3 separate regions of the Mus musculus genome follow, and regions 1 and 2 are each linked to region 3. The links are chromatin loops, found by intact Hi-C in ENCODE. Cell type or tissue: left cerebral cortex. All regions are shown on one strand. Each heading gives the region's core, and the rest is flanking DNA. Links, peaks and the distances in the headings are about the cores only.

Region 1 (5,395 bases), core at 245-5,244, 210 kb after region 3:
GCTTGCTTGCTTGCTTACATACACTGTAACAGTATATCATATTTCTTCCATAAAGAATAATCCTCAAAAACCCAACTATTTATATAGAGCACTCCTCAGTGGGGGGGGGGAGGTCCTCAGCTGTGCTTGAGGTGGCCACAAAACTCCTAGTTAACTCAGAATATCTCTTCTACTTTCCTCTTGGCTATGGTTGTCTCTTTGTTTCCAGAAGTTATTTTCCCTGAGCTCATTTGTAATCCATCTCCATAAACAGGTTTACATGGTCAAGGATGGGACCATCATATCTTCCCAAGACTGGGCCTCCTTTGGCCTGGTGTCCTACCATCTCTATCTCTTACCCTTTGGACGTTCATTTTCATTTATGATCGTTGAGACTTTTGGAAGGTGCACATCTACAGTCAACTTGATTTTGTCCTTGTGCACTGAGACCAGGATTGGGGAGCAGGATATGTTAGAAGGCAATAGTATTTCAATCTTAGTCCTTATATTTGTTAGCTGTGATCTCCTGCCACACAATGTAAAGGCAAGCCCACAGAAAGGTGGGTGGGCTTTTTTTCCTTGTACTAAAGTGCCATTTTTAAAGCTATGCCATGGAAGGATGTAAATACATGTGAAACTATTCAGAAGCAAGCCACTAAATCAACAGTTAGGCTTTTTTTTTTCGTTTTAAAATTGTTATCCAAAGCATAATTTAGAAGAATATTAGCTTGGAATAATCTGTTCTTTTCCTTTGCACTTTATTAAACAAAGCAAGAGAAATATGTTTTGGCCCCCACAGAATTTACAGAGTGACAATTAGGCACCTCATCTATAAGTTTCTGATCCAGAAGCTAGGATCAAAGTCATTAGAATTCATATTAAGTTAGCATGAGGTTACTTGGAAAAGGGCAGAAGGCTTGATTGTATCTATAAAAACCAATAAATCTTTGTATCTAAAAATGTAAAACACTTTGATCAGAACATCATTATAGGAAGCGGAAATGTTTAAAGTTACCTTTCAAGTGGCATTTTAAGGATGTGGAGACAGTTTCCATACTCGGTGTGCTCGTGACTTGGCAAAGTCACTGGTTGTCACGTCTTTTGATGTCCTGTTGTCGATGGCATTGAGTCTCATCCTTGCTGAGTACAGTTATGAAATCACCTTAATATAATGTAAATGCCAATGGTAAAAGCCAGATCTGCAAAGGATGTGTTAATTCTGTATTCCTCACATTTGTTGAACACCATTCTTTCTCTAGAGATAGAAAAGTCTCTGATGCCTCTCTGTTCCTCAAGGGATGCTTGCAAAACTGGAGTCTGTTCTCCTTATCTGCTCACCCACTACTAAAGACAACTGTGAATTAAACAAATCTGAAAGAAATTGTGTTTGGACAGAATAATAGTGCTTTCCTGCCAGTCACTGTTTCTTACTTAATGCAGTATATCAATTATTAACATGGAATTTGTACACCATATCCATAATATAAGCAGTCTAGAGATGGCTTAAGACATATGTGCAGATTGCAGAGGCCTTATGCAAATGTTATGAGATTTTACATAAGGACTCGAACAATAGATTATGATATTACAGAGATCCTGAAACCTTCCCTCCACCTCTCCCTACCTTCCAACACAGGACACAGAAGGACAATTGGAACCCCTTGCAACTTGGTTTCATTCTGAATTGTCTTTTCTCCAAGAAGAGATGTAATTTTTGTGTATAATTTATCATTCATTTACATTCTAAGCAGGCTGCCCACTGACAAGTCTTTCAAGATTCCTTTAGATTAGAGGTTTTATTGTTTTGTTTTGTTTTTGTTTGTTTGTTACCTGAAAGAATTAATCTTGTAATATCGACCTTTGTCCATCTAGAAGACTAGCTTTCCATCTTTCTTGGGTGTAGTCATCACCTGAGACCATGTACTACAGGGTCCAAGCTCCTTACTTTTTAGAAGAGAGCTCCTCTCTTGCCCCTCTGCAGCTGCCATCTATGGCAGGCAAAGTGCACATTTCTGTTGTAGAACTTATATTCACACTCCTAGAGCATGGCATGAAATCATAGCGTGAGTCTCAGTTTCCTCCAAAGTGGAGACTGAAGGGCAGCCGAAAAGAAAAAGATATTTATAGTTGTCAAGGTATGCAAGTTTTTAAGAGCAGACATGAGTGACTTAAGTTGTTCTTGGGTATGGGATTTGAACACTAATAGGAGAAAACAAGTCCCCAGATGAAGTGGCTCTTTTTTGCATATCACTTGGGGTAAATAAAAAAATAGAAATAAAATAAAATAAAATAAAATAAAAAGGAAGGACATTTCTTTACCTGACTCCCAACCATTCTCGACAATCCCTTTTTTTTTTCCCCTGGAACATCTATATTTTCAGTTGTATTTTCCAGGTCTACCCCCTACCCAGGAGGTGATATAGCTTTCTCTCCTTTTTAACATCCCCATAATTCAAGCAGCCCCATAACAGACAGGCCCAGACCCATAAAATTATTGTTGCATAGACCGTATATTGAAGCTGGAAAACACATAATAGGCGCAGAGGTTGGCATCGCTCAAATGCAAACAGCCAAGAGCTCTAACCTTTCTGTTCTTCCTTTTCAACCTTAGGAAACTGAAACCTGCCTTTTGCTACCCTCTTATTCTTATTCTTCCTTCAATTCTCAATTGAGATCCCCTTTAAAATACAACCTACTGTATACGCTACATTAATGTACGCACAGCAAAATAGCTCGGCGCCATTTCTCCAGCAAAATGACTAAAGCTATCCGCATAGGCCCCTGAGGCAAATAAACAAGCAGGCCTAACAATACAAGAGGTTGCAGATTTTCTTCTTGTTGTTGCCATGCCAACCACTCATTGCTCTGGCTGCCATTTCCCTGAGCTCCGCAGAGAGAGGCGTGTGCAGAGCAGTTACTTAGCATTCAAGGGTGGATCTGCAGGAAAACACACAGGCTTGCTGCAAACCGTCCGGCCTGGCAGCACCGGTGGATGAGACCAGAAAATGGGAATCTTTTCAAGACTTTCCTCATGAAGGTTAGGCATCTGGGCTAGAAGGAATGAGAGAGATGTAGATTTTTTCTAATTAAGGCACTTCTATAAGGTTTGTATCTGTGGTGATTGCTTTGTCCTGCCTGCATGGTTTCTACCAGATGAAGCGGGTGTGGGTGTGCACTTCTGTCATACTGTACAGCTTGTTGTATTGATGCCTACTGGATCTGAGCCTATCAGGGCCAGCTTTCATGGACAGTGCCATACAGAATGATGTCTCTTGCTCCTAGGAAGGTATGGGCTTATATATACCCCAGCTAGAAGGGTCTATGCTTTACACAATAGAGGAAGCAATGAACACCAAGTAAAGTTTTTCATCTAAATATAGAGTCATGTGATGCTTCGTTGATCATGTTTGCTTCTCAGTCAAAGTCACAGCAGGGTGACATTGTCTTAAACCAGTAATTCTGAATCAAAATATCGGGGAAAAAATGGTTTCTTGAGACTGTTCCTATTAAACCCAATGACTCAATATATTGTAGGATCGTTTCGGAATTTTAAATGCCTACAAACTTTTGAATTGACATCAGCAAAGTTCTGTCTCATAAGACATAATGTGATGCTTTAAAATGTTGATTTATTGGCACACAGTTGTTCTTGTTGTGTTCTTGAATCTAGTGGGACCATCTCGTTTGTCTTGGTTTCTATTAAATAACAGAACCACATCAGAATTGATATTTTAAAAAGTATTTCATCAGTCCCTTTGGCTAATTGACACTTAAAAAAACATTTTACTGGATTTGAGTTATTACCAAGTCTATTGTGCTAAAAACAATTTGTGCCAATTTGGTGTGTGTGTGTCTGTGTCTGTGTGTCTGTGTGTGTGTGTAATTAAATGTAGATATAATTTAATTATATTTTATGATTTTCAAACTTTCTCCTATATTTTCTAATATCCTGACTTTTTTTCTCATTTCTAATTTGCTGTTTTATTTTCTCATGATGATTTATTTCGTTGCTTTCCAATTTCTGAGGGTTAGAAACAATCTCCATTTAGAGAAAAATTCTCACCAGTTTATAAAATATTTTTATTTAAAATGGATTATGAGAAAATAATCAGCAATGGAAGTTACTGTTTTGAGATTTAGTTCTACTTTTTGGCAAATCCTTGGCTTGATTAATATTATCAAGGAATTTTTGATGTTCACTCTATTTCTACTTCTATATATTCTTTCCTTACAAAACAAAAAAGAAGAAAGAATGGAAGGGGGAGGGAGGGACAGAGGTTGGGAGGGAGGGAGGGAAGGGGAGAGAGAGAAAGAGAAATGTGGTTTTAGTTTAACAATAATTTTCAGGTATCTTGAGAATATATGTGTAATCAAACAATAACGTAACATTTGAATTGTATAGTAATATGTTTACATATCTATGCATCTATAAACATATAGACTAGTTGACAATATTGCTAGTTTATATCAGAAAAGTATTTGGCACTGAATGGCGAGTGCTTGGGCTTTGAGTTTGCCTTTGTTGCAATTCCTGAGTAGCTTGGCGATACTAGGCAGTAAACACCTCCCCCGACCTTCTTCCACAAGCTCCTTAGATACACTGAAATTCTGCTTTGGCGTGGAGAGCCTTTCTCCCTTCCTCCCTGTATCTTCATGCTTCATTGCTCCTTAGCATGTTACAGAGAGCATTTGCACCTGCACTCGGGGGAATATGGAAATTCGCATCAAGAACAGATGAATAGAACAACTGGTGTTGTTGCCTGACAAACCCTGGTGCTTCCAGCCTTATCTGACCAGGCAGTGTGAATCCTGGGGGACAAGCTGAGCCACATGCTACCCGCTCACCATGCAGCAGCTCTCGGCAAATGAGTCACACTGTTCAGCTACACTCATAAAAAATACAATTCTTACCTAGCTAAGATGCGGAGGAGAGAGAGAGAGAGAGAGAGAGAGAGAGAGAGAGAGAGAGAGAGAGAGAGAGAGAGAGAGAGAGAGAGAGAAGACAAAAGCATGTGTGTTGGGTTCTCCCTCAGCTTCTAACAGCTATACAAATGCTAGGTGTTTTACCATAATATGAAAGTATGAAAATAATTTGTCTGTTATACAAATATGAAAGTAACATGTCTGTTTTTAAAATTTGTTGCAAAAAACCTCAAATTTTCACAAAACATTGTACTTGGATAAGGGAATACATTTATAGTAGAGCAGCCTGAACATTAGATTTGAGTCTAAATTTGAAGTACAGATCCCGACTGTATTGGCAAAAGAGGACCTCCTTCCCTCATGGGTTCCTCCAGCCTCAGTCTTCTGACTAGACTGAAAACCTTCTTTTGGTATCACTGTTGCATTGTATCCAGCCAAACTGTGAGGGTTTTATTCTAGAGCAGTGTTATAAGACACAATGGGGAAACCTTTG
Region 2 (5,395 bases), core at 245-5,244, 100 kb after region 3:
TGGCCAGGAAGGTGGCCAGTTGTCTGGAGTCGAAGATGTCGCAGCCTCAGAAGCTCTGTGGCTCTTGCCGGGAAGGTGGCTGGTTGTCTGGAGCTGAGGATGGTGCCGCCCCAGAATCTCTGCGACTCTCTCGCCCGTCCCAGAAACGGCTGGCACTCTGTATTCCACACGGTCACCCGTGCAGCCTGCCCTCCGCGGAGTCCCGGAGCCAAGAAGGCTCCCGCCGGCGCCTGTGCCACAAACCTCTCAGGCCAGGCAGACCCCCGTGCTCTCACCAGGAAGGTGGCCGGCTGTCTGGAGCTGAAGATGGCGCCGCCCAGAAGCTCTGCGACTCTCTCGCCCGTCCCAGAAACAGCTGGCACTCTGTATTCCACACGGTCACCCGTGCAGCCTGCCCTCCGCGGAGTCCCGGAGCCAAGAAGGCTCCCGCCGGCGCCTGTGCCACAAACCTCTCAGGCCAGGCAGACCCCCGTGCTCTCACCAGGAAGGTGGCCGGCTGTCTGGAGCTGAAGATGGCGCCGCCCAGAAGCTCTGCGACTCTCTCGCCCGTCCCGGAAACAGCTGGCACTCTGTATTCCACACGGTCACCCGTGCAGCCTGCCCTCCGCGGAGTCCCGGAGCCAAGAAGGCTCCCGCCGGCGCCTGTGCCATAAACCTCTCAGGCCAGGCAGACCCCGTGCTCTCACCAGGAAGGTGGCCGGCTGTCTGGAGCTCGCTGTAACTCTTGATGTGGCTGCTTTGGGGTGGTACATGGCACTCCAGTGCCTTTAGTGCCTCTCTCTCATTCCACTTATTCCTTTCTAGCCACCCTCTGAAACACTGCTGCCTGCTCTAATGAATGGTGGAGGCTGGAATACATAGATGGCAAGTATACTTACCTGGCCTCTGGCCAACATGGGGAGCTTCATACACACTGATGGCCCTGTCAGGTTCAGCAGTCAAACTGTAATCTATACCTTTAAGGATCATGATACATGAGAAGAAATCCCTTGATAGGGCATGAGAAAAATCTTCAGACCTTCATATTACCTTTTGGCATTTTATACATTTATTTTTCCCTTGCCAGGTGGTCTGGATGTCCTAGATTTCCAGATTTTTCTTCTACAGTCTTGGTGTGAGATGCTTACTGTTGTTTATATATCAAGCGTAACTTATAAAAATTCTATTTGGACAAGCTATGACTAACTATGGTTGTACATAAAAAGGGTGCTCACAGAAATGAGTCTCTCCAGACTGAGCCTCCAACTCCTTCCTTCCTTACAAATGCAAAGGCCCACTGCTTGCCTCGTCGTGCCTGGTCTACTTCGATTCTACCTTTACTAAATATTTAAAATTTACCTTGGGTTCACCTTTTTAATACAGGAAGCCATTTATGCATCAAAAGCTATGCATTGTGGTATGTGTCAATGTTGTTTCACAGGTTATTTTTGTAGTCTAGAAAGGTTGCCATGGAAACCTTGAGGAGGCATTTCAGATGTTCAGTGATTCATAAAGGGCCTCACTTCTGAAGTTCTAATTTATCTCTATTAATTAATTTTAATAAAATTTATATAAGATTTTAGGAACATGAATTTTCTACAGGCATAAGCAGCCATAATCTTTTTCATAAATAAGATAGTATGTTTTATCTGAAAACAGTAAGAAGGTAGTCAAGGTGAGAATTTTTAAAAATTAAGTAATATAATTCACAGGGTGCACATATAAACAGTATGGACCTATTGACTTGGGTTCAAATACTGCTTTTCAGTTTTATATAGTATTAATTACTATATTAATAGTCTGAAAATTTGATATTTTGGGGGAAAAGATAGTGTTATCTTTGGTAAAGTTGTCATGGCATAATCACATAGACTCAATTCCCAATACTTTTATCCCAGCTAGCTAAAGTGTTACTAGCCTATGGGAAGACACCCTTAGCCAAATATCTATTAGCAATTGTCAGATGCTGAGACAATGAGGGACCATTTTTTCTAAGAATGTTGCCTCTGGTGGTCAACCATGCTTATGTGTGGGAAAGCCATGCATCCAAGATGTGAGGAGTGGTACAAATTTGCTTCAATGAGAGAAATAAATGGACACAAAGTTGGGTTGGTTGAGAATGGGGGGAATGTGGAAAGTTTTGAGAGAAAATAATAAATATGATTATTTATATATACATATATATTCCCAAAAATTAGTAAAACTATTTAAAAAGAGAAATTTCATCAGATACAAATTGTATTTTTTCTTTCCCAAAATGTATTCATATGAAATTCTGTATGCACAAGACTGTATAGATAACTTTGTTCAAGCTTTCAGTTTCTGCATTACTTTGAGGTTTCTTTTTCATTTCTTTCCATTACAAAAGTCTGTGGGGAGACAAAAACCTTGGTAGAGGAACCAATTAGTTCCATTTCCTGCAGTATTTCTTTTCTTGTGGCTACTGGATTTCAGCCAGTTCTATTTTTGCATTTACTTTCCACCAATGCATTCAGTTATATTTTTTCTAGATAGATAGTTTTTTGTTTTTCATTTTGTCAAAATGGGATTCTTATGGCATGCCACGAGTCGAATGTTTTCAAAGCTTAAAAATCCATACTGAGGAGAGACATTTTTATATCATCTAACATACCTTAGGCTTTAAAAACCAGCTTGGTAATCCTGAAAATCTTTTTCACCAACAGTAGATTAGGGATGCCCGAAGAGTTTTCTCCTGAGTCTGTGCTTTGGGGGAGAACAGTTAGCCTTGTGCAGCTGTGGTTTAAAAGAGGAAACTGGGTGTCTGGGAAGTGATCTCCTGAAAATGCAGAAACTGAAAGATGAAATGGGAGCATACATAGCAGATTTCACTAAGCAAGCACGTGCAAATTCAGAAGCAACTGGGAACTCTCACTCACAGAGTCCACATCTGAACACACAGCAGGTATGGGAGTGCAGCTGAGGGTTTTTTCCAGGCCTTTGATTGTTGGTTGGTTTTTCTTTTTCTTTTTCTTTTCCTTTTTTCTTTTTCTTTTTTCTTTTTTTTGGTGTATAAGTTGCTATGCACTTAGATAATGTACATTTCCCTTACAGGATATAAGGGTTTAAAAAACAAACAGATTCTCTCTGGGAGCAAGTTATTCTTTCCTACCTTCACTTTGTCCACTGTATATTGAAAACAAAAAACAAACAAACAAAAAAACCAAAAAACCCAAAGCCTTCGAATGCATTGGATTTGCCATGTAACTTGTTTGTGCCAGATCCTTACAGTTCTGTTCTCTATTATCCTGGAAGTGAAAGACGGAGTTGTCGCTACAGTAAAAAATGTAATGTTCACTAAAATCAAACAGCAACCCTCCCTCTGGTGGTGAGTGGTGTGGTAGAAGAGCTTCTCTTCAGATCTGGGAAACACAATGTGCTCCATCCTCAGCCTGCCCTGAACTGCATAGATGGTAAAGATGTGGTTGACTAAAGCCAATGGCCTGCCAAGCCAATGCATGCTTCCTATTCTCTCTCTCGGATCCACCTCACAAGGAGCCTTCAGATACATGGCTGTAGCATCTGTTTCCCATGAATTCCACTCATCCATCAGCAGTCCTTTCTACTAGCTCTGCTGTAGGAGATAAGAAGTTGCTAACATTGGAAGTAGGATTAGTCTCTGCTTAGTTGCTTAGTCATGGCAACTCTTACATCTGATACCTGGCAGCCAGCCTCCCTCCTGTATAAACAAAGAACCCTTCGTCCTCTACCTGTTAGAGCCAATGTTTTCCCTCGGAGAAACTATGCATTATTGATGTACTTGCTTTGGTTTTTTTGTGTAATTATTTTTGATTCATTTACCTAGCACACTCATGATATCAGAAATGTTCTTCTTTGATCCCTAGTGAGTCACTAACACCTAGCTCAGCTTATGACACATGCTAAGTACTCTCTTAGTCAGGGTTTCTATTGCTGTGATGAAACACTCTGACCAAGGCAACTTGGGAGGAAAGGTTTCTCTCAGTTGGCATTTTCAGGAGACAATCTGTCACTGAAAGAAGTCAAGGCTGGAAATCAAACAGGTCCAGTACCTGACTGAAAGCAGGAGCTGATGCAGAGGCCATGAAAGAGTGCTGCTTACTGGACGGCTGCTCATAGCATCCTCAGCCTGCTTTCTTAGAGGGCCCAGGACCACTAGTCCAGGGATGACGCTACCCATAATGGGCTGGATTCTTTTATACATACCTCTACTTAAGAAAATGCGCCACAGGCTTCCCCCAACCCTGATCCTTTGGAAGTATTTTCTTACTTGAGGGTCCCTCCTCTTAGATGACATTAGCTTCTGTCAAGGTGACATAAAACTATCCAGCACAGTGCTAATGAATATTAATTCAATGAATAAATTCAGTTACTAAGCTCATTCACTGATTGGCTGTGTCCTTTGTGTTAATCTTCCTTCTTGAACACACATGAACTTAGCCTCTTCTTTTCTCTTTTTTAATTCTCACACGTTTTCTTTCTTGTGTTACTTTCCTTCATGACAATAAGGGCAAGGGAGGTGGATGAAGAAATTTATGCTTCCAGAGCTTTCTTGATGCCTAATACTACACCATGTGTGGCCATGTTGTCATAGGGGTGAAAGCTGTATTCTGATTTTAGCATCCTTTTGTTCTTCCTTGATGTACTACAGTGATTTTTCCCACTGTGTTCCCTCCATCACCACCAGCAACATCATCTAAAAGATTGGAAAAGCAAGTTCTGAGCCTTACTCAGGTCTACTGATTCAGAAGTATGTGGCTGCAGCCCTGTGACATAGTTGCTTAAGATTCTCCATGTGGTACAGATGCTGAAATAGGAGAGTCAGGAGTAGGGCAGGATTGACTACCACACTTGATTTTTCACTTTGCAATTTCTCTAAATTTGTTTTTTCAAGCAAACTCTACAGACTTACTTTGTGAGGTTCACTAAGTCAAGTAACAGTAACGTACTACTGAATTGATGACATGATGGACATAATAGCATAGTCTCCCCAAATTCAGAAGACACCATTTCCAAAAGAATAGGATGCATTTCTTATAACTAGTTATTTTGAATAACTGTCCTTTCTTTTTCCCTTGCCTTCTCTTCCTTTATCTTCTCTTTTTTTCTTCTTCCCTTCTCTCTCTTTTTTACTTTCAGATCTCTTCTCCTAAATCCATAGATGATGTATATGTAACCTCAAGCCCAGAAACCATAGTAGGTGACCCACTACTTGTTATTTTACTATAACTATATTGTTATTATAATAACAAGTATCTATTAGTGATAAAAGAGAACAAACACTCCATAATTCTACAGAAACAAAAATTATAGTATTCTTCAGTATTTCAGTTTTTTTTTTTCAATTAGGGAGAATGGTACCTAACCACAAAGCCTCTAAAATAATATTAACTGAAGCCAATACAAGCTTCACATAGTA
Region 3 (5,395 bases), core at 225-5,224:
CTGGGCGGGGCTCTCTGGGGCTCCAAGGCTGGCTGTCCCCGCGGGGCGGGCTGCTGGCTGCGGCAGGAGGCGGGGCCCGGCGCTCCCCCTCCCCTACACTGCGACGGTGGCAGCTTAGCGCGGACCGTGGCGGAGCCAGGCTGGGGCGCGCACGGGGCGGGAACAGCCGGGGCGGGGCAGCCGCGGAGCCTGGCTGGGGCGCGCACGGGGCGGCGCTCGGGCTGCGCGGGCTCTCGGCGGTGGAGGCGGCGGCGGCAGCAGCATCCTCTCTACCTCCGCTTCCCTACGGCCTCTTTCTCTTTCCTGTCCTTCTTTCCCTCGTTTCTTCGGTCGCCGGGTCTCCCCGGCTCCTCCCACGGAGAAGCTCTAGCTCTGCGAGTAAGCTGTGACCGCGGGTGCGTCCTCTTTCCGCGCCCAGGTAAGACATCGTCCCGCCTAGCTCAGCCTGGTCCTTCCTCCCGTGCCTCTGCCAGAGAGGAGCCGCCAGCCAGGAGAGCAGGAACCGGACTGGCTGGTCTCTGCTGGACCGGTCCCCTGTGCCACGGGAGGGAGTCCGCGCAGGTTGGCGCTGTCCAGGCCTGACCTCTCCAGATGTCACACCAGGGCAAGAGACCCGGCTAGGTACTTAAGCTCTAGATTTGAAGATGAGCCAGTGACCTTGTTAGGTACCACTTAAAAAACCACTGGAAACTTCGGTTCAGGCTAGGGTGTATGTTTTGAGAGTTAATATTGCCCGAGCTATAGAAAGAAGGGTAAGAAATTATACAGAGACCCTAGGGAAGAGAATTAAAGATAGAGGATTTATTTTTATTTTATTAATTTGTTATGTGTGCCTGTCTCTGTGTGCTCACAGACACAGAGCTCTGCACAGTGAGGAAAGAGGTGAGGGGAGCCAAGCCAATTTCAAATTTCAAATTATTTCTCCAGAGACAACAGGAAGAGGAGAACTGGCATACATTGGTAATTTGGGGAAAATGAAAAACTGTTCTTTGGTTGTAGAGGGCGGGGCTCCAAGGTACAAGCCTGACAGAGCTTGGGTTTCTATGCAGTCCTTTCTTCCCAAATGAGAGGGGTGGGAACCCAGCTGCATCTGCTCTTCAATTCACTTCTCAGTTCTAAAGCCTTTCTTTGGGGGTGGGGGACTGAACGAATGACTGCCTTCCCTATCCTCGCCTTTGTTCTAGGGTGGAAATCTAAAGGCAGAGCGTGCCTAGGAGCCCTAGTGGGGAGGTGTGTGTTTGGTGTGTAAGGAGGGGGAGGGGAGAGTGAGCACTAGAGTCAGAAAGCACCATTCTTGAAAGCTTAAAATTGGTGTTTTTTCTTCTGGCACCGTCAAAAAGGTTTGGTTAGTAGCAAGCTGACTTGTGATGATAACTGGTTGCCCTCTGTTATAAGCTCTGAGTGTAAAGCATCCAGGACACCTTTTGAAACTGGGTGTGAAGCTTTTGTCAAGATGCAGACACACACGCACACAAGCCCTACAAACAAACATACTACAAAATGGAGTGGACAGCTAAAAGGCACGTCTTTTAAGATTTGTTTTCTGGGGCTAGAGGATATGCTATAAATGAAATGTATGTCGAAAAACAGCAAGAAATAAGGTCAACAAAACTATCCTTGGGTGGTGCAGACAGAGTTCCACATGTGGCACAGAAAAATTAAATGAATATTAGTAAGGAGCTAGCTTAAATATTAAAAATAAGACAGAATTTTGTTTAAATGATCTGTGGGAGGAAATGACTGGAAACCGAAGTGGAGGCACATAGCCACAGTGAGGCAATGGAGAACAAAGCCTTTTATGTGAGCCACATTATGCAAAAGGTCCCTATGTGTGAGCAGCAGGTACCAGCCCCATGTAAAAGCAGAACACTGTCACTCTGTCATTTTACTGTGGGCCGGTATGATATTTTTGGCAGTCAAAATAGATGGAACAAACAAAAGCCCTTTAAAATGCTTTTGATTTTATGTCCACAAAGAAGATTACAGCCTAGGTGACAAGAGCATTCCTTCAGCGGAACCTAGTGTCTTATTTTTAGTAGAAAACCTTATGGATTTGCAAATCATTTCTAGTCATCTCCCCCCCCCCCCCGTGCACACAGGACCTCCCTCGTCGAGATGAGGTGAAAGTCCTGTTTTTCTTTCATTAGGAAAGCATTGTACTTGTGCCCATGTCTGTGTATATATATGTCGTAACATTAATTACCTTGAAGTTTTTGTCTCATTCTTTCAGCTTAAGATCTGCATTCATGATTTTGGTGTTATCAGACCACTGATTTCTTACTTGATACAAGCTGTTTATCTGTGGGTTGTTTAATTTTATTCTTTCATATTTCTCAGTTGGCTGGAACCTTTATTTAATTTCCAAAGTTTTTTTAACCTTGTAGGTGGGAAATTGTTTGAGCTACAACAAGACATCATGGCAGATTATAAATTTAGTTCCCCCTTTTTAAAAAAAAACCTTAATATTTTAGTGATATTAATTTGTATATTCTTTGTTTCTCTCCTGTCTTAACTCCTCCCCTCCCCTCTAACCAAGCAAGCCCTTTCTTGCTGGCTGTTCTTGTCCTGTTTCCTGCCCCTACTTTTGTCTAGACTACCACAGGTGGAGCCAGAGTGTGCAGTGTGCAAGCATTTTGAATTTAGGATGTGCTCACTCTATAGCAGCATGCTTGCTCTCTCTCTCTCTCTCTCTCTCTCTCTCTCTCTCTCTCTCTCTCTCTCTCTCTCTCTCTCTCTCTCTCTCTGTCTCTCTGTCTCTCACTTGTTTACAGCACCTTCTCAGGGAGGAGGGAGAAAGAATGTGCTGAGGGAGCCTGACCCAGTGAAACTGGCACAGCCATGACCTCATGCCAGTAGGTGATGCAGTCTCATTGAGGGAGCCGACATCCTCTCAATGGAAACCGAACTCCAGCAGCACGCCCGCCCATCTCAGGCCAGCAGCCCCACTCTTCCCACAGTGGCCTCTGCCAACACTGCTCTGCTAAGGTTAAAGGCAGAGTTTTCTCTTTATTTCTTTTCAGGGGTCTTGGATTTGGCCAGAAACACACAGCCAGACATGAGACTTGGCACAGAATGTTCTAGGTCTGAAGGAACAATTTCAACCCCCTCCCCCTGCATCCCCTGTTTTAAACCACTTTATACATTTTCTAAATGTCAGACTGAAGAAAGGAAAACAATTGCTTGTTTGGTAGGTTTTTAAATATTTCCTTAGGACACACATATATTTGTTGAATTTTACTGGCTGTCAGATGGCAGAACAGATTACACTGTTGCACTTTGGCATTTAAAATCGGTAGGTATTACATTTGCTTAGATGTAGAAATGACATCAGATATAACCCCCCCCCCCCAACCCTGTGATTCACTACTGTCCCTGTGAGGCAGAGCGTAGGAAACTGACTTCTAAGTGGGTGGGAGGGAGGAGCTTAGGGTGACTCTTACTGTTAAATACTTGTCAATGCTCAACTGATTAAAATAACCAGAGATAAAACACTCTCCAATCAGTATTAACCCTTAATGCTAGGACTTAGGTAAGTCACTCATTTAAGGAGGCATTTTGGAACATTTGTTGACTCTTGTGTCGGATCCCCATGAGTTACAGATGTTACTACGCTCTGGCACTCTTATGTCACTATCTGAGTTATATTAGTTCTTATCAATTTCCGATATTCTCAGAGAATGATGAGCTCTTGCAAGCACCAAAAGCAAATATGGGACTACTAAGGAAGATGGGATCTATAAAGGGCTGAAACCAAAGGAGAGGGTCTGTGGGAAAGTCTGGTGGGTGGTAGCTTAGAGGGGAAGAGGGAGACAAGGAATTCTCAGGCACCAAGTGTTTGTCCCTGTAAGGGTGCAGATGAGATCTTGTGGACGTGGGTGGAGGTGGAAGAAATCTGTTTTGCTTTTTACCTCAGTGCAATGCTGTGTCCCCTCTCCTCCCACATCATTACATTGAGCTGAAGGCTGTGGGTACTTTATGGGATACTTATTGAAAGCAGGTCTGTGCTGAATTAAAAAGTTTAAAACAATGTGAGCACAATCAGTTGACTTTATGGGAAACATTTTGAGTCTAACCTTTGAACTTTGAACTTTGATCATTCCTCTCCAAGAGATGAACTTTCCTATTTGTGCTAACATGTTCAGCTGTGATATATTTTATTTACATGTTTTAGGGGAGTTGTTTGGCAATTGGAACAGAAGAAAGAACAGACTCTCTTTCAGTCTGTTGTTAAGTTTATATTGTACACAGGGGAGGTTTTAAAAACATTTTTTGTTGTTGTTACAACATGTAAGTAACATAAGGGACACATTTCTATCTATCTATCTATCTATCTATCTATCTATCTATCTATCTATCTATCTATCTATCTACCTACCTACCTACCTACCTGCCTATCTATTGTCTGTCTGATTTTTGAGACTCTTAAGATTTTCAGGGAAACCTAACCTTTAGTTTATTTACTTTGAGACAGTGTGTCTCCATGTATCCTGACGTAGCATAAATGGCTTGAAATTCCCAACGGGAGCTCAGACTTACTTTGAGGTCTATTCTCCTTCCTCAGGGTCTTTCAAAGCTGGATCACAGGAGTGTTCTGTGATACCTAGCTAAACTCATTTGTTATTCTTCACATTTTTCTTTTATTGAAAATATATCCTAATTATAGTTTGCCCTCCCTCTCCTACTTCCAATCTTCCCTCCACTCTGTGTCCTCCCCGTTTTTTCCCCCCTCGTTGAAAAAGAACAGACTTCTAAGAGATAACAAATAAACATGAAAAATTAAAATATAATATGATAAAGCCAAACTATCATATCAGAGTTGGCCATGGCAACCCAACAGAAAGAGAAGAGTCCCAAGAGCAGGCTCAAGGATCAGAGACCACTTAGTTGCACAGTCAGGAGTCCCATAAAGATACTAAGCTAATAGCTATAATGTGTATACAGAGGACCTGGGGCAGAGCTGTATAGGCCCTGTGATAGCTGCTTTGTTCTCTGTGTGTTCATAGGAGCCTTGTTTAGTTGATTCAGAGGGCCTCATGATCCTTGTGTCTGCCATCCCCTCTGGCTCTTATACTCTTTCTTCCTCTTCTTCCTTAGAATTCCATGAGCTCCTAGGGTAGGAATTTGATGGAAACCTCATATTCAGTCTCTCTCTCTCCCTCTCCACCACCCACCACCCACCCCCACCCCGAAGTTTAATGTCTGGCTGTGGGTCTCTCCATCTAGTCTCATTTACTGCAGTAGGAAGCCCCTTTGATGATGACTGGATAAGGCACTGATCTATGAGTATAGCAAAATATCATTAGAAGTCATTTTACACACACACACACACACACACACACACACACACACACACACACACATATATAGACACACACATCTGTCAGTGTTTGGTTTT

The links. A loop is a pair of places that touch in the nucleus more often than their neighbours do. Peaks named below come from ENCODE experiments on the same cell type or tissue, not always from the same donor. Only the 100,000 strongest peaks of a DNase experiment are listed, where the experiment ranks them.
Region 1: it touches region 3 in a loop (3-fold over the local background); 3 of 42 quality-filtered maps call a loop at or near these places.
Region 2: it touches region 3 in a loop (2.0-fold over the local background); 2 of 42 quality-filtered maps call a loop at or near these places.

Annotation. Positions count from the first base shown.
Region 1 is chr1:66,384,053-66,389,447 of GRCm38, forward strand. All of the region lies in intron 4 of Map2 (microtubule-associated protein 2), which reads left to right. Among named protein-coding and RNA genes, the nearest start is that of Map2, 65 kb to the left of the region's middle. In left cerebral cortex, for the core only: no CTCF peak of the experiment used is centred there; DNase peaks (open chromatin) are centred at 2,880 and 4,784; H3K4me3 peaks cover 1,657 bases; H3K27ac peaks cover 2,980 bases.
Region 2 is chr1:66,277,027-66,282,421 of GRCm38, forward strand. It overlaps a transcript of Map2 not described here. Among named protein-coding and RNA genes, the nearest start is that of Gm24729, 26 kb to the right of the region's middle. In left cerebral cortex, for the core only: a CTCF peak has its summit at 3,331 (motif pointing left); DNase peaks (open chromatin) are centred at 932, 1,263, 1,363, 2,756 and 2 more places; H3K27ac peaks cover 1,945 bases.
Region 3 is chr1:66,175,078-66,180,472 of GRCm38, forward strand. It overlaps a transcript of Map2 not described here. Among named protein-coding and RNA genes, the nearest start is that of Gm51629, 53 kb to the right of the region's middle. In left cerebral cortex, for the core only: a CTCF peak has its summit at 2,563; DNase peaks (open chromatin) are centred at 1,135, 1,753, 2,602 and 3,799; H3K4me3 peaks cover 2,732 bases; H3K27ac peaks cover 1,686 bases.